2 separate regions of the Mus musculus genome follow, and region 1 is linked to region 2. The links are chromatin loops, found by intact Hi-C in ENCODE. Cell type or tissue: gastrocnemius. All regions are shown on one strand. Each heading gives the region's core, and the rest is flanking DNA. Links, peaks and the distances in the headings are about the cores only. Region 1 has its middle 40 kb from the start of Gspt2. Region 2 has its middle 120 kb from the start of Gm39526.

Region 1 (8,958 bases), core at 545-8,544, 180 kb after region 2:
TTCCTGTCACTGTTTGAATGGGCACCCTCACTTCTCATGTGGAATCTGAGGTTGGTGGTGACAAGAAGCAACTAACACAAGCATGGACCATGACAAACCCAAGAGTCTCGCATCCTCTGTGAACAATCCCCAAAGCCAAGAGATGCTGCCCTGGGAGCTTGAAAACTGGAAAATCTGCAAACTCTTGCTTGTTTCTACAAAGAAATGGTCTCAGTAGTGGGGGTCCAGAGTATGTGGTCCCAAACTTTCACAGCTGTGTTTGACTCCTACTTCTGGCCAGTTCAAATCTGACTGACTTGAGCATACTTTGCATACTGGCACCTCCCTGCTGACTCTGTCACCTGCTCTCAGTGTCAGACACTCACTGTCCTTTCTCTATATACTCCTTTAGGCTTGCCTCTCTTTCTTTCCTCACTTCAGCTGCTTCAAAGGCTAAAGACAGTGAGTGGTGAGAGTGAAGTCTGTCTGTTCCCAGCAGAAAATAAAGTTGTCAACTTCAGGGAATGGAGGGATTCAAGTGTTTCCTGATCTTCTGAGTGTCTCAACACCCTTGAGATGTTGCACATTATAGCACTGCATTCTGTAGTTGGTCTTTTGACACTTTGTGGGTGCTTCTTCTTCTTCTACCCTTTTCTACCCCTTTTCTTCTACACGTTCAATCTCCTAACGCTGGATAAGAGAGAGAATGTAATGGAGGGGACATGAAACTGATCCCTAGACAGAGCCAGGAGTAGAAATGGAGCATTATAGCTAGACTAAGTCCTGCTGCTGATTAGGGGCATCAATATCCTTGGTGGGGTGGGGGGACATTTGATCTTCAGTATACCTAATTTCTTCTTCTTTTTTTTTTTAAAGATTTATTTATTCATTATATGTAAGTACACTGTAGCTGTCTTCAGACACTCCAGAAGAGGGAGTCAGATCCCGTTACGGATGGTTGTGAGCCACCATGTGGTTGCTGGGATTTGAACTTCTGACCTTTGGAAGAGCAGTCGGGTGCTCTTACCCACTGAGCCATCTCACCAGCCCTAATTTCTTCTTCTTGTTTCATCTTTATGCATGACTACTTAACAAACCATGACCAACAACCAACACTCAAACAGCAATTCACCAACAATCCACCTATTGGGGCTCTAGCACTCATATACCCTCTGAAAAGGCCCCAGAATTCCAAATGTCACACAATTGCAGAAACTATCTGCAGTTGGCAAAATCATGACACTCCTACACATTGAGGCAAGTCGGAGTCAGCTGCTATGGCAGCCCCATATCCTATACTTGGAATTCAAATGAAATATACTCTTATAATATTTCCGTGTTTTTCAAAGAAAGCAACATTCCAAAATTGACACTGCACCATTTTGTCCCTTTAAACTCAACTATGCCATGTATTGGACATCCCAGAAAATCTGTGTTCTGACAATGATGCCTCTCTTCAGGGGTGGGGACATTCAAGAGTGGCCAAGTAGTAATAGAGCTATCTGATGGTCTTCCCCACCTTCTACCATATATGGACATCTAGTATTATTGAAAACTTACCATGGTGACTTTATCAAAGCAACTAATAGTTCTCTGATCTGGTCTCCCCCACACACTCAGGTACACAACACTTTAGCTACTGTGTATGGTACTGCAGTAAATGTGGGCATTTAGCTATGGTATTTGTACATCATCTTCATTTCCTTAGGATACACATGTATCTATTATTGATAACTGCATCAATCAGCTGCATCATTTGATAGATCTTTTCGTTTTCCGAAGGACCCATATGTTCTCCTCAAGGGCTGAACTGAGTTACTACATTCAAACCAAGAGTGTATAAGAGTTTCTTTTTCTCCACAGCCTAACTAGTAATTTACTTTATAATCACTGGTGGTGAAAGAACTCAGTGGGGAAACCCCCACTCAGCTCCCGATTCGGCGTGCACCCAAGAATCACGATAGAACACAACACCTTGATGTAACAACAAGAGGTTTTTTAATGGCGGAGCTCCGGGTCGAAACGTATCTCACATAACAGGAGACAGTGGATTCGACCACGAGGCTTGGAAGCTAGGGGTTTTTATAGAAAAGGAGTGGGGCTGGGGGAGGAATTGGCGCGGTTTCACATGATTGGTCCATTTAAACATCGGCAGCCTGTAACATTTAACTTAGGTCAGAGGGGTGGGAGCTAGGGAGGCGATGGGCTTGCCCGGGCATGTCCTGGTCTGTTCTGCTATGTTCTCAGCCCCAGGTTTCAAAGCTCAGAAACAACTCTTTGGGCTATTTAACATACATTACATGAATTACAGTTTTATTTCCTTTCAGTGGTACTAATTGGAGTGGGACCTTGTAGTTCCAGTTTTCTTAAAAATATCTTTCATTTATTATTTGAGTAGTTTACATGTGTATTCAGTGCACTTTGATAATCTCTGCCCTCCACTTCCTTCTGACTCCTCTCAAGACTCCCCCACCACGTTCTGTTCCCATCTTCATGTACCCATTTTAAAACCCACTGAATCCAATTAGTGATATCTGTATGCAAATGGGTGAACTTTAATCCATGGAGCAAAGACATTGATCAAGGGTCACATCCCTAAAGAAACCTAATACTAACCTTTGCTAATCTCTGGGTAGAAAGACAATAATGTAGAAAGCAGTTTTAGATATGATAACCAATTGACAGATTGATAACCACAGGTTCTCCCTTTGGACGACAACCTCCCTAGACGCGGGTTCGTGACCTGGTTTATAGTAACAGACATGACTTCCTTCCTGTGCAGTGGGCCTTAACTATTATTGTTGCTCCCATATATTTAGTCCCCTCTTTCACTGATATGGATATCCTGTCTGGTCAGTCCAGTAAGCTCATTTAATGAAGAAAAACCCATAGGTTGTGCAGTGGGATTTTGTGCTCTTCCTTGGCACCCGGCTCCCAGGATTCCTTTCCCCAGGGCTGTAACATTTTAGGGCAACCTTTCCCAGCCAGAGCAGAGCTGTAACACTCACAATGGGAAAGCCTTTCTCCCCCAGGCTTGTGACACTTACATCTTTCTGTAACTCCTATAGACTCTCCTGGGCCTGCACTGCACCCCGCGGTCTAAGCTGCATTGGCACCCTATTCTTCTTCCCGCTCTCCAATCTCATCCACCAGTGGCAATTCTGTATGTTTACCCTTTGGTCCATGTAACTGTTGCCCCAAGACTGAGGAAGTGACTGCTAAGGATCTGGAAGTCTTCTGGCAGCCTTGGAGATGGAGCCTCCTTCCCAGCCATGGTCTTTAGACTGTGGCTGGACCACTCCACCTGCCACATCCCACCACCCTTGGAGCATCAATCCTCCAGTTTCCTTAGGCACAACTGGGTTATTGTACCCTTCCATCCCTCTTCTCCCACTTTCCCTTCTGAGCTGCCTATAATCCCACAGCTCCTCTAGGCCCTCATGGCTTTTGTGATTCGGTTTGCCAACCCTTTCCTGTGGAAGGGACCTCCCTCCTAGAGCTTGGGTTTTGTCCTCAACTTCTGCCCTCCGTGGAAGCCCTGGTACCAAGTGTCAAGTCTCTCCTTGGGCTTATTTGGCCCTCATCGAGTGTGGCAGCGAACTACTGGATAGCTTGTATCTTCCTCCAGTCCTCCCTGAGTCCCGAGGACTACACCTACCTGTTGCAGTGACATTTTTCCTCCCCACTCTCATCCATTGGAATGATTCCTCCCATATCTTCTCATCCACTTGGGATGTCTTTCAGAAAACGTACAGCCTCTACACCTGGCACCTAACCTGGAGGGCTTAAAATTTATTCATTTTTGTAATAAAAATTGGCCTCACTCTCCTTTAGCTAACCAACCCAAAGGGCCACACAACGGCACCCTAGATCCCAATATTATTCGAGGGCCATTATTTAGGACCTTTACAAATACTGCTAGCAATTGGGGAAATGGGAAGAGATTCCCCATTCCCTGTTTCTCTTATCTCTGCTCCAAGCCCTGTTCAGTTTTTGTCTGGTTTTCCTCCTCCCACATGCCCACACAGTGTAAATGTCCTTTCTTTTGAGTTGTGGTTGATGGATCTGTAAGTTTGTTGCAAAGTAGGAGCCAGGAGCTGAGCCTCCCAGGAGGAGGAAAAAGCAAGTTAATAGGCCAGTTGCAGAGTGCACCCACCCACACCCACATGCCCATATACACTCTTGGCAGACTGGTGCATCTCTCACCTCTCCTGTAGACTTCTCTCTATATAGCCAAGACTCCAAAATTTACTCCTTAGTGCTCTTTGTTCTCAGCTTACTGGGTTTAGTTTTACAAGGATTCAGGTGTCTTTTAGATATGACATTAGACTTTCTGTTATGCTGTCCCACTTCAAGAAAAAGAGGGCTCTGGATTGGGGTATGGCTCCCCCTCCTGTAAACCCAAGTGTTCCTCCAAAGTCTGTTTCATATCAGGCCAACCACCTGACCATGTGACAGAGAAAGGAGAGCAAAACAACATAAAGTGACAGTCTAGTGCCAATGGGGACTATTGCTTCACATCTCATGCTCTTTTGAGTTTGGTTTAACTCTCTAAAACTTTTGCTAAGGCATAAATCTTACCTCAAGATTTGTAACAATGTTGGGTATGATTACACATCAGTAAAATCTGCAACAAAAGGGTTATCTTAAAGCTTATACCACCAGGGTTCATAGTTAAAAATCTAGACAGAGACAACTGTAAAGGAAACATGTGGCTTGCTGACATATTAGCTGCTGCCCCCCTACTCCCACCCAGTCAGGATGGAGGCAGCCACATAGCTGACAGTCATCTTTACTAGGGTTGGAAAGGATAGACTTTGCCATGTGACTTTACTCCCATCTTGATTAAAAGTGACCAGGTTGCATAAGCCAACCAAAGAAAACAATTCCTAGCTATGAAGCTCAAACCAGATGATCCTTAGACGATTTTCAGTCATGCTAACCAACCTCCCCATTGCCAGCCTCAACTCATATTCCCTTCATTCCCTCTCCAGACTCTTTGGTCGCCCTTTCTTCCTCCTCAGCAATAAGAAATGGATCTTTTCTTTATTTATATTTTCTTTTATATTTAGTAACATGCTTGGGAGGTCCTGAAGGAGAGTGAGAGATTAAAAAGAAAAATATTTTTCTATGTTAAAAAATGGGAAACACAATGGCACAGTGCATCTGGATCCTATATGATTTTGTTTCACTTATCAGCATACAGATAATTGTTTTCAGTAATGATCACAGTTTTGTATATACTGTTTAAGAGAGATCAGAGAGAAAGGAGACTTCTATAAGGAAAGGACTAAAACAATCTTTACTAAGTTACAAACAATAGAACAAAATTTACACCATTCTTTGAATCATGAATTTCAGAGGAATCCAAACTAAAGCCCACAGCGCCACCATGTGGCAACATCTCAGAATGACAGACATTAAATTCCTAGCTTAAAAAGACTGAGTTAGAAGCTGAGTTAGCTGGACAGTGGTGGCGCATGCCTTTAATCCCAGCTCCCAGCACTTGGGAGGCAGAGGCAGGAGAATTTCTGAGTTCGAGCCTGATCTACAGAGTGAGTTCCAGGACAGCCAGGGCTACACAGAGAAACAGAGAAACCCCGTCTCGAAAAAACAAAAAAACAAAACAAAAAAGAATACAGATTCTATTGTGGATGCCAACAAGAGTATAGCTGTCGCCTGAGAGGCTCTGCCGGTGCCTGACAAATACAGAGGAGGATGTTGGCATCCTGAGCACGAGGTTGCACGAGGTTCCCAATGGAGGAGTTAGAGAAAAGACTGAAGGAGCTGAAGGGGTTTGCAACCCCATAGGAAGAACAACAATATCAACCAAACAGAGCTCCCAGGGACTAAACCACCAAGCAAAGAGCACACATGGAGGAACTCATGGCTTCTGCTGCATATGTAGCAGAGCATGGCCTTGTCAGGCATCAATAGGAGGAGAGGGCCTTGGTCCTGCGGGGAGGTGGGAGTGAGTAGGTGGGTGAGGGAACACCCTCATAGAAGCAGGGGGAGGGAGGATGGGAGAGGGGGTTTCTGGAGGGGAAACTGGGAAAGGGGATAACATTTGGAATGTAAATAAAGAAAATATCCAATAAAAAAAGAATACAGATTCTGTTTAATGAAGCCACCTTAGAGCAATGTCATACAACAGCTTATATATTTCGTTTTATAGAGTTTGAAATATTAAAGTATGAACACATGTTGATACATCATACTATTTATTGATATATATTCAGAATTTGGATGGGCTTCTGTCTACAAAAGATAGTTCTAAGATTGCACGTTTATTGGAGAGGCCTTTACAGATTGACGTTGATGTTAGTACAGCATATGTACCCAGTAGAATACAACAACTATTTTAGACATTACAGCAAAAAAAAAAAAAAAAACAAAAACAAAAACAAAAAAACCAAACCCACCATGTAACAGATGTATCTTACAGTCCTACAAGTCAGGCCATTGTATAAAACAAAAACTGATCTAAGTATACTTTAAAGAAAATGCTCTTAGAACAGAAGAGGGATGATACGGGATCTCCCAGAGGTTCTTTCCAGCTTCTGGCTATTATAAATAAGGCTGCTATGAAGATAGTGGAGCATGTGTCCTTATTACCGGTTGGAACATCTTCTGGGTATATGCCCAGGAGAGGTACTGAGGGATCCTCCAGTAGTACTATGTCCAATTTTCTGAGGAACCGCCAGACTGACTTCCAGAGTGGTTGTACAAGCTTGCAATCCCACCAGCAATGGAGGAGTGTTCCTCTTTCTCCACATCCTCGCCAGCATCCGCTGTCACAAGATACAATTTGCAAAACACAAGAAAATCAAGAAGAAAGACCAACGTGTGGATACATCATTCCTCCTTAGAATAGGGAACAAAATACACATGGAAGGAGTTACAGAGACAAAGTTTGGAGCTAAGACAAAAGGATGGACCATCCAGAGACTGCCCCACCCAGGGATCCATCCCATAATCAGCCACCAAACACAGGCACTATTGCACATGCCAGCAAGATTTTGCTGAAAGGACCCTGATATAGCTGTCTCTTGTGAGGCTATGCCAGTGCCTGACAAATACAGAAGTAGATGCTCACAGTCATCTATTGGATGGAACACAGGGCCCCCAATGGAGGAGCTAGAGAAAGTACCCAAGGAGCTGAAGGGGTCTGCAATCCTATAGGTGGAACAACAATATGAACTAACCAGTACCCCCGGAGCTCGTGTCTCTAGCTGCGTATGTAGCAGAAGATGGCCTAGTCGGCCATCATTGGGAAGAGAGGCCCCTTGGTCTTGCCAACTTTATATGCCTCAGTACAGAGGAATGCCAGGGCCAAGAAGTGGGAGTGGGTGGGTAGGGTAGCAGGGTGTGGGGAGGGTATAGGGGACTTTTGGTATAGCATTTGAAATGTAAATGAAGAAAATATCTAATAAAAAATGAAAAAAAAAAACAGAGGCAGTGCTCCAGCAGCACTCTGTTTTCTACTGCAGTGGAAACTGATGAAATCCCAGCTAAAAGACCAAGATGATTGCTTCATTCACCAAGTGAAGAACAGTCTCTACAATGCTGCGAGTTCATTTGGATTCCCGTTCCAGCTGACCACAAAATCCATGGTGTCTTCTGCTTGTAATGGGACACGGAATGTGGCCCCTTCTGCAGAGGTATTTTCAAACTCTTCATCTTGTGAACTGATGAGTTCTGGGTCGTGCAGCAGCATGCTGAAACTGGGTAATAAATCTCCTAACGAAATAAGTGACTATCCAAAGATCAGAATGACAGTGACCCGAGGTCAGCCACAGAGAGTCCTGCCCTCCTTTGGTTTTATGCTGAAATCGGAAGGCTATAATAGAAGGCCAAGTGGTCATTGCCATAGCAAAAGCAATCCAGAGAGTTCCTTAACATGGAACCCTCAGGAGCAAGGTGTAACAGAGATGATTTCCGAAGAGGGTGGCAAGGGTGTGAGGTGTCCTCACTGCACCATGGAGGAGGATGTCCAAAAAGATGAAAGAGAAAAATATCGAAAGTTATTGGAGCGTCTTAAAGAAGGTGCTCATGGAAGCATGTTCCCTCCTGCAGTTTCACACCAGACTTCTCAGAGAATTCAAATGGACACTTTAAAGACCAAAGGCTGGGTGGAGGTGCAGAACCATGGCGTCAGAACAACCCATTTTGTTCCCAAACAGTATAGAGTTGTTGAAACAAGAGAACCTGTCTGTTCAATGAGAAGTGAAAAGCTGATACAGAGAAGGTGGTGGTGGGACTCCGATTTGAAAAGGAATGCACAAAAGGACACCAAATGGAGCCTGATCTGTCAGAAGTGTCTGCCTGACTTCGCCTGGGAAGTGGAAGCAATGGCTTACTCAGAAGGAAAATATCAGTGCTTGAGCCAAAGGAAAAGAACTTCCCAAGCAAAGAGAAGGACAGAAGAACAGAAGATCTCTTTGAACTTACAGAGGACATGGAAAAGGAAATCAGTAATGCCCTGGGCCACGGCCCACCAGATGAGATTTTGAGCAGCGCTTTCAAGTTGTGAATCACCCGAGGAGATATCCAGACCTTAAAGAACTATCACTGGCTCGATGATGAGGTCATTCATTTTTATATGAATCTTTTAGTGGAAAGGGGTAAAAAGCAAGGCTATCCAGCACTTCACGCATTCAGTACATTCTTCTATCTTAAGCTAAAGTCTGGAGGTTACCAAGCAGTGACAAGATGGACCAAAGCTGTGAATCTCTTCGAACAAGAACTTGTTCTGGTACCTATTCATCGGAAGGTACATTGGTGCCTAGTAGTGATGGACCTAAGAAAAAAGTGTCTTAAATATCTGGATGCTATGGGACAAAAAGGCCATGGGATCTATGAGATTCTTACCAAAAGAAATACAGATCTCAACCTCTTAGAGTGGACTACAGCATGAAGCCACATGAGATTCCTCAACAGTTGAATGGGAGTGGTTGTGGAAGGTTTACTTGTAAATAT
Region 2 (8,958 bases), core at 304-8,303:
TATAAGGTGACTGACCATTAATTTGCATGTCTTAATTGTCTTCAACAGTCTGCAAGTATTCAGCTTTTATGAAATTAGGATTTTACAATGTTATCCCCTGTTAAGTTTTACTTTTAACATTTAAATTGAAGATTTACTTGAAAATCTCTAGCAGGAAAATAAAACTTTAAATAATAAATTCATAGAGGGATTGAGAACCTTAAAAATTATAAATACAATCTACAGAAAGACTAGGAATCTTAAATTTTATCTTTTTATAGTGTATCATTACATAATATTAGTTTTTTTTTGTTTTTTGTTTTTGTATATCTCAGTTTATCCAAATAGCTAAAGTTGAACAAGTTAGCAAAGTTAAAGAGGCTAGAAATATATCCTTAGGTCAGTTTCTGCCAGCCTGAATAGATGTTAGGAATTTATAAATCTCATTTATCAAATATACCTCACACGGTCACAGGAGATCAGAAGGACTCCTCTTTTTTGTTTCAGAGATTCGGTCTCTGATTGCATCTGATCTTTTCTATATATCTCCAAATGTCTGAACTCTGAAACAGAACAGAATAATTTACCAATCTCAAAATCTCAAATGTGCATTTTTTTTTCAATTTGAGATTTTCTGGTGGTCACAGTTTGGGCTCCCACCTATGAATTACCAAGTCAGCCTTCACACTGCTCTCACTTGGGGGCCTATCTCTGACTAGTGACCATTAATTGGTTGCAGCTATGATCTCAGGCTCCCTGCACTTCAAGTCCACTGGCATCTGTAACTTGAATTTTTCAAAGTCTACCTTTTTTGTTTGTTTTTGTTTTTCGAGACAGGGTTTCTCTGTGTAGCCCTGGCTGTCCTGGAACTCACTTTGTAGACCAGGCTGGCCTCGAACTCAGAAATCCGCCTGCCTCTGCCTCCTGAGTGCTGGGATTAAAGGCATGCGCCACCACGCCCAGCCAAAGCCTACTTTTAATGATAGTTATTAAATGCTTTAACCTTCCTTCTAGCCCACCACCCACCAGAGATAGTGGAAAAGAAAGGATACGAGGGAAGTGGGCCTGTTTAGAAATGGTTCTTTGGAGCAAATTCGATCTTTGTTGTTCCCAGGTCAGTGGTGGCAGCTCATTCATCTCGCAGACACTTCACAAACACACCAGCAATTCAGTTCAGCAGAGTCAGGAGAGCAAACAAACCAGCAGCAGTGGCGCGACCTAGCAGAGACCGTCAGGCCTCAGCTGAATTGGCATGAGATGGCAGGAGGGATTTGGACCAGCAAGGACATCAGGAGAAATTCTCTACTTTGTCTCTCTCAACAAAGGGAAGATCAACTAAGATGCAAGACCAAGAAGCTTTTAGCTATGCAAGCAAGCCAAGCTCCTCTCACAGTCCGTTGAGTCCTCTTTATACTCTCCAAATATCAAGTGCCCTCCATGGATCTTGCCTCACCACGTGTCTTGCCCCAGCTGACATCACTCTGCCAATTGGCCAGAATACTTGGAAGCAGTAAGAAGCTGCAGCACACCACCAGAAGTTTTTTTGTGCATTTCTTTCTATGAAGTCCCAATAAAAGGAGCTCAACTATGCAATATAAGGCAGACTAATACATGTGTGTTGTTAGCAAAAAACCCTTCATCACATGTCCTTTCATGTGCTTGCTTTAACAGGACATCCTTTCACCTGTGTCTGCTTCAGTGAAACTTTCCTTCACGAGTCAGCCTTATCCTTTCACCTGTGTCCACTTCAGCAAAATGTTCCTTCATGCATTTGCCCCAGCAAAACACAATCTGACACAACTGACTTTCCAAAGAACCCATTACGTTTTCAGTTCCAGGGCCTATCCTGGTCTTGGGGTCCCCGAGATTCCAAGTTTTGGTGCCTAGCCCAGATCTCTAGCCCTAAGTCAAGAGTTTTGCTTGGGACCTTAAAAAAATGTTACAGAGTTTAAATCCAGCAGGAAAAGACCATATACTCAATTCAAATGATAATTAAATGAATTTATCAATTACTGTTAGCAGGTATAGTTAGAGTTTCTATTGTTTTGATGAAACACCCTGACCAAAAAGCAAGTTGGGGAGGAAAGTGTTCATTTGTCTTATGCTTCCATATTACTGGTCATCCCTAAAGGAAGTCAGGACAGAAACACAAAGAAAACAGGAACCTGGAGGTAAGATGCTGATGCAGGGGCCATGGAGGGTGCTGTTTACTGCCTTGCTCCTCATGGTTTGCTCAGCCTGCTTTCTTAGAGAACCCAGGTCAGTCAGCTCAGGGATGGAACCACATACAAAGGTCTGGGCTCTCCCGCACCAATAACTAAGAAAATGCTTTACAGCTCTGCTTACAACCTGCCATGAAGGAACTTTCTTAATTGAGGGTCCCTCTATCTCAGAGGACTTCAGTTTGTGTCATGTTAACATAAAATCACTAACAAAACTGACCCTCTTGACAACTTGACACGCAAACACAACACTGTTAAGCCATAACCTTTCCTTTTCCCAAGATTCATTCATTCATTCATTCATTCATCCCCAAGATCTCACACTAAAAATATCAAGAACTAAAAAACCCACAACTCAAACACTTTCAGTCTCTTTAAAATAGCCAATCTCATTAAAATCCAAAGTCCTTTGAAACTCAAAGCTTCTCAACTGTGTGATCCTATAAATTAAATACTTTTTTTACTTCAAAAGGAAAGAACCAGGGCACAGTCACAATCACATCAAAGCAAAATCAAACTCCAAAAAATGTAAATAACTCAATGTCCAATATATGGAATTCACTCACAATTTTTGGGCTTCTCTATGGGACTAGGGTCACCTCTTCAGCTCGGGCCTCTGCAATGCACAGGTCATCTTTGAGACTCCATCAGCTTGGCTCCACTGCTGGTGTTGTTCTTGATGGTAATCCCATGGTTCTGGCATCTCCAAAATGCTGGGGTCTTCTGCCGCAACGGAGATGACCTTTCAGCAAAAGCCTCTCATTGGCTCTCTTCATGGTGCCAAACCCCAACTTCTCTGCATGACCCCTTCATTCCTGGGTCTTTAACTGTCAACGAGGCTGTACCTTCACCAATGGCCTTACCTGGCCTCTCCCAGTGCCAAACCTCAGCTGCTTTTCAGGACCCCTTCATTCCTTCAAAACCAGTACCTCCTGGGTGACTCTTATACTACCAAGTATGGCTGCCAGTGGGAGGCACTGGCAGTTCTGGCACTACTGGTACACAGATTCTGTAAGCTTTCAGAAAACATTTTCTAGAAGATTTCTCCTCGTTAATGCTTGTCTCAATCACTCCCAAGTTCTCAGCTCCAGCTGAGGAGCATCAAGTATCTTAGCAGAGCAAACGTTTCACTTTAGCAGTTCTGATATCTAGTTAATCGCAGCTGTTTCTTCAGCCTCAGCTAACCAGAACCATGGGATCTTAATTCAAAATAACAATGGCCACAATAGAGTCTTTAAACTTTCCACTGAAACTTTATGAACCAGGCCACCCTGAATTGCCTTCAACATTCATATCTTCCAAGCTTCTACAGAACAGCTCACCAAGTATTGAACACCGAATGGCTTTTCTTGAACAGAGTTCCAAAGTCATTTCATAACCATCCCCCAAACAACATAGTCATGTCTGTTGTAGCAATTTCCAACTCCTTGTATTAACTTGTCATAGGGTTTTTATTGTTGTGATGAAACACCATGACCAAAAAGGCAATTTGGGAAGGAAAAGGTTTATTTGTATTATGCTTCCATATCACTGTTCATCATCAAAGGAAGTCAGGACAGGAACTGAAACAGGACAGGAACCTGGAGGCAGGAGCTGATGCAGAGGCTATGGAGGAGTGCTGCTTACTCCTCATGGCTTGCATAGCCTGCTTTCTTATAGTCACTATGTATTTGGAGTGGTGCTCAACTATGGCATGCTATGGAAACAAACAAAAAATTTGAGTTCCTCTGGCCAGCCTATTTGAAATAGTTAACAAATGTCAGAATTACTGAATGGTACCCATTTTCCCAAACAATTAGCCATTACTAAAATCCTGATACATTCTAAAGCAAAGACCGAGGAAACAAAAGGTAATAATTTGGCTTATAAAGCAGCAAAGGGCTGCACTACATGTTACTGTATGTCCAGAGAGAGAATGTCCTATTTGTTATTCCTGCTCTGTTGCTGACCTCCTCTTTCAGGCTCAACAGATGGTGCCACTGTTGTGGTATTCGAATCCACTGGGAAAAAAAAATCAAAGTCTTAGACTCAATTCAAATTTAGATTAAATGAATTTCTTCTTACTGCTAGGTGAAGGACAGCAGCCTTAGAGTCAAATAATGTGCTGCGTGGAAGCAGGCTAAAGGGAAGATTTATAAAGGTGGATATTTAAAATGTACATGACAATTATCTATGAAATCCACAACTGGGCAAAAAAAAATGCTTTACTCCCCTCAGTTGTTCCTCTTTCCCATTGTATAATAAGAAAAAGGCCACGTCCTTCCAGTCCATAAGGTAGTTTACAAAAGCAGAAAGCAAGTGGTTAAATAACTCACAGCAGGAACATCACTGTGCCCAGGAGTATGAAAGGTTCAAGAAGTAGTACCCAGATTACAGGAAAGAGAAGCATCCCCGTTAGGTTTTTATCTCAGTGGTGCATACACTCCTGAGAGATCAACAGAAAGTTCACATCAGACACCCGAAAAAAGCAAAAATAAAACCAATAAAGTGAACACAGAAAGCACACACACTCAAAGAAGACCAGTGAGAAACAAAATACACAGTAACCATCATCATTCATACATCCGATTGAGCCTGACCACTTTGATCATAGCTCACATGTTTACAAAAAATCTTACACGTATACCAGAAAACATAGACTCATCTATACACAGAAAATAAAGAGAAAAAAACTTTCTAAAAGACCAGAAACTGGTGAGTGGACTGCATCTCTCCTTTTGCTCTGGATAGACGTGAAAAGGTTTTGTAATTGGATGAGAATGGAATGCTGTTGTTTGGCTATTGAGGGTTTGGAGTGTTCTACACACAAGTATTTACTTGGAAAGCTGATACAGTTTGGAGGAGAAGGAGGAGGAGGAGGATGGTTGGTGAGCCTAGGGCCAAACAGATGTGAGGCTGCAAAAGAGATAGAGGCTCCTAAAAAGTGGAAACTTCTAGTTTCTTTGGAAAGTTATATCAAATGATGTTTTGCTGGGGCACACAGGTGAAAGGGTGTCTTGCTAAAGCAAACACATGAAAGGATGTTTTCCTGAAGCAGACACAGGTGAAAGGATATTTGGATATAGCAAACATGTGAAAGGACACTTGATGAAATAAATATGACCCCACAGACAGTGGGAGCTGAGCACTGAGCTTTGGTTTGGTTTGATCTGCCTTGCTATTCTTCGATAAAAACACACATGTATTTGTTCACCTTATATAGCCTTGTTGAACTCAACTTGTGATAATGCTGCCAATTGAGAGAAACTTACCCAGAAACTGCTTGTGAGGTTCTTGTGGTAGCTTGCTGCTTAAAAGGCCCCATCTCAGGCTGGTTGTCAGTACTGGCAGCATCTTCATAACTGAACTACTGTTGCTGGTTCACGCCTGGTGTCTGCCTGCCTAGAGAACTGGTCTGCAGCTGCTGAATCATATTTGGTGTTTGCTACACGATTCAACTGCTACCAAAAAAGATCAAGCTCACCCCCAAAGAACTGTTGCTGAACAGGTCTGCTTCCCCCATATCCTAATAACTTTTCTCTTCCACTACCTCTGCTGGGTGGTGGGCTAGAGGAGAGGTTGAGCCCTTATTAAAAGTAGGTTGCCCAAATCTTATGCCTCCACTCCCACTTTAGATAGGAGGTCGCTTCTCAGCAAGAGAACGGGATAGGTTGGTGCCACTAGGAAGGTGTGGGTAAGGAGACTACTCCTCAGTATAGAGCTAAGGGTTGGATTTGGTGAGACTGATGAGGCTGTCACCTCACCCCAACCATAATGGAATAAGAAGGAGAGTGGATCCTCAAAACCACATGAGAACACAAAAAGTGGCTCTGGTGTCCAGAAGGAAGGATATGGATCACCTTGATACTGTGATGACTACCTGAGACTCCCTGTTGGGCACAGTAGTGGTAGTGGTCATGCCAAGAGAGTCTGGGCCCCATCAATCATCCAAGGCCAGACTTAGGAAGTCAGCTGGAGGGTGATCTGGGCTCGATGTCCCCACACCACAAAGGCCATGAGGACAGTCAGCAGCCCAGTGTTCCTCTTGATGGCACTGTGGATGTAGTTGAAATGGTTTGTGAAGGTTTGTACAGGCCCAGGCCCAGGCCCAATGGCCCTCCTAACTGCATTTGAAACAGCGACTTGGAGGTGATCAGGCTTTAGGAGCCTGGATAGCTGCTAAGGCCAGCTAAAAGGACTTAGCCAGCATCGTTTATGTTTGGGGGCCTTATCATCTCTCCTATGGTACACCTTGAAGGCCATGGCTAAGACTTCTGCCTGTGAAGTCATGGGTCCTTTCTATGGATGATTAAGCCTGGCTTTAATATCATGGAAACTCTGGGAGAAATAATATGTCATAAGGAATTGTTTTCCTTCTGGAGACTTGGGCTCCAGATCGGTATATTGCAAGAGAGGCTTTGTGAGTCAGTCTAGGAATAGAGATGAGTTCTCCTATCTTTCCTGGATGACCTCTTGGGACTTTTTTTTTTCATAATTTACTGCTTTAAGGGAGACCTTTCGGAGACTGGCCAGAAGGCAAGTAATAAATTGACACCTAGCAACAATGCACTCTGGGGTATAATTCTGTTCAAGTTTCCAGTCAGGGAATGCCCCAGCCCTGGCTAGATGGGTGGATTTCAACTGCATGTACCCTAGTCTGGTCCCAGACATGCCTGTACTCCTCAGGGAGAAGATTGTTGATGAGAAATCATATCAACATCATGAAAGGTGAGGTTGTAAGATTAGATAACATACTGGAATACTTTAATAAAGTTGGAGGAATTAACAGTGTATGAATCCAAACTTTTTTCTATTTGAAAGAGTTCACTTAGTGAGAAGGATATGTGCACCCTGACCAAGCTGTCAAGGTACACATATCCTTCTGCAAAGGATACTTAAAACTCAACAACAACCTCCTGCACAGGGAGAACCGACTGGCTTAGTCCTGGTAGGTGTGGAGAAGAGAGTAGTGGGAGAGCTAAGGTCTGAAAATGGGCATCTGAGAGGGTTGGCTTGGGGCAGTCCATTTCTTATTGCTGAGGAGGAAGAAAGGGAGACCAAAGAGTCTGGAGAGGGAATGAAGGGAATATGAGTTGAGGCTGGCAATGGGGAGGTTGGTTAGCATGACTGAAAATCGTCTAAGGATCATCTGGTTTGAGCTTCATAGCTAGGAATTGTTTTCTTTGGTTGGCTTATGCAACCTGGTCACTTTTAATCAAGATGGGAGTAAAGTCACATGGCAAAGTCTATCCTTTCCAACCCTAGTAAAGATGACTGTCAGCTATGTGGCTGCCTCCATCCTGACTGGGTGGGAGTAGGGGGGCAGCAGCTAATATGTCAGCAAGCCACATGTTTCCTTTACAGTTGTCTCTGTCTAGATTTTTAACTATGAACCCTGGTGGTATAAGCTTTAAGATAACCCTTTTGTTGCAGATTTTACTGATGTGTAATCATACCCAACATTGTTACAAATCTTGAGGTAAGATTTATGCCTTAGCAAAAGTTTTAGAGAGTTAAACCAAACTCAAAAGAGCATGAGATGTGAAGCAATAGTCCCCATTGGCACTAGACTGTCACTTTATGTTGTTTTGCTCTCCTTTCTCTGTCACATGGTCAGGTGGTTGGCCTGATATGAAACAGACTTTGGAGGAACACTTGGGTTTACAGGAGGGGGAGCCATACCCCAATCCAGAGCCCTCTTTTTCTTGAAGTGGGACAGCATAACAGAAAGTCTAATGTCATATCTAAAAGACACCTGAATCCTTGTAAAACTAAACCCAGTAAGCTGAGAACAAAGAGCACTAAGGAGTAAATTTTGGAGTCTTGGCTATATAGAGAGAAGTCTACAGGAGAGGTGAGAGATGCACCAGTCTGCCAAGAGTGTATATGGGCATGTGGGTGTGGGTGGGTGCACTCTGCAACTGGCCTATTAACTTGCTTTTTCCTCCTCCTGGGAGGCTCAGCTCCTGGCTCCTACTTTGCAACAAACTTACAGATCCATCAACCACAACTCAAAAGAAAGGACATTTACACTGTGTGGGCATGTGGGAGGAGGAAAACCAGACAAAAACTGAACAGGGCTTGGAGCAGAGATAAGAGAAACAGGGAATGGGGAATCTCTTCCCATTTCCCCAATTGCTAGCAGTATTTGTAAAGGTCCTAAATAATGGCCCTCTAATAATATTGGGATCTAGGGTGCCGTTGTGTGGCCCTTTGGGTTGGTTAGCTAAAGGAGAGTGAGGCCAATTTTTATTACAAAAATGAATAAATTTTAAGCCCTCCAGGTTAGGTGTCAGGTGTAGAGGCTGTACGTTTTCTGAAAGACATCCCAAGTGGCTGAGAAGATATGGGAGGAATCATTCCAATGGATGAGAGTGGGGAGGAAAAATGTCACTGCAACAGGTAGGTGTAGTCCTCGGGACTCAGGGAGGACTGGAGGAAGATACAAGCTATCCAGTAGTTCGCTGCCACACTCGATGAGGGCCAAATAAGCCCAAGGAGAGACTTGACACTTGGTACCAGGGCTTCCACGGAGGGCAGAAGTTGAGGACAAAACCCAAGCTCTAGGAGGGAGGTCCCTTCCACAGGAAAGGGTTGGCAAACCGAATCACAAAAGCCATGAGGGCCTAGAGGAGCTGTGGGATTATAGGCAGCTCAGAAGGGAAAGTGGGAGAAGAGGGATGGAAGGGTACAATAACCCAGTTGTGCCTAAGGAAACTGGAGGATTGATGCTCCAAGGGTGGTGGGATGTGGCAGGTGGAGTGGTCCAGCCACAGTC

Evidence for each region. Hi-C counts contacts between places; a loop is a spot of excess contacts. Peaks named below come from ENCODE experiments on the same cell type or tissue, not always from the same donor. Only the 100,000 strongest peaks of a DNase experiment are listed, where the experiment ranks them.
Region 1: it touches region 2 in a loop (8-fold over the local background); 6 of 42 quality-filtered maps call a loop at or near these places.

Annotation. Positions count from the first base shown.
Region 1 is chrX:94,671,602-94,680,559 of GRCm38, reverse strand. It overlaps the pseudogene Gm5402. Among named protein-coding and RNA genes, the nearest start is that of Gspt2, 40 kb to the right of the region's middle. In gastrocnemius, for the core only: a CTCF peak has its summit at 5,365 (motif pointing left); a DNase peak (open chromatin) is centred at 5,393.
Region 2 is chrX:94,853,795-94,862,752 of GRCm38, reverse strand. No RefSeq gene overlaps it. Among named protein-coding and RNA genes, the nearest start is that of Gm39526, 120 kb to the right of the region's middle. In gastrocnemius, for the core only: no CTCF peak of the experiment used is centred there; no DNase peak of the experiment used is centred there.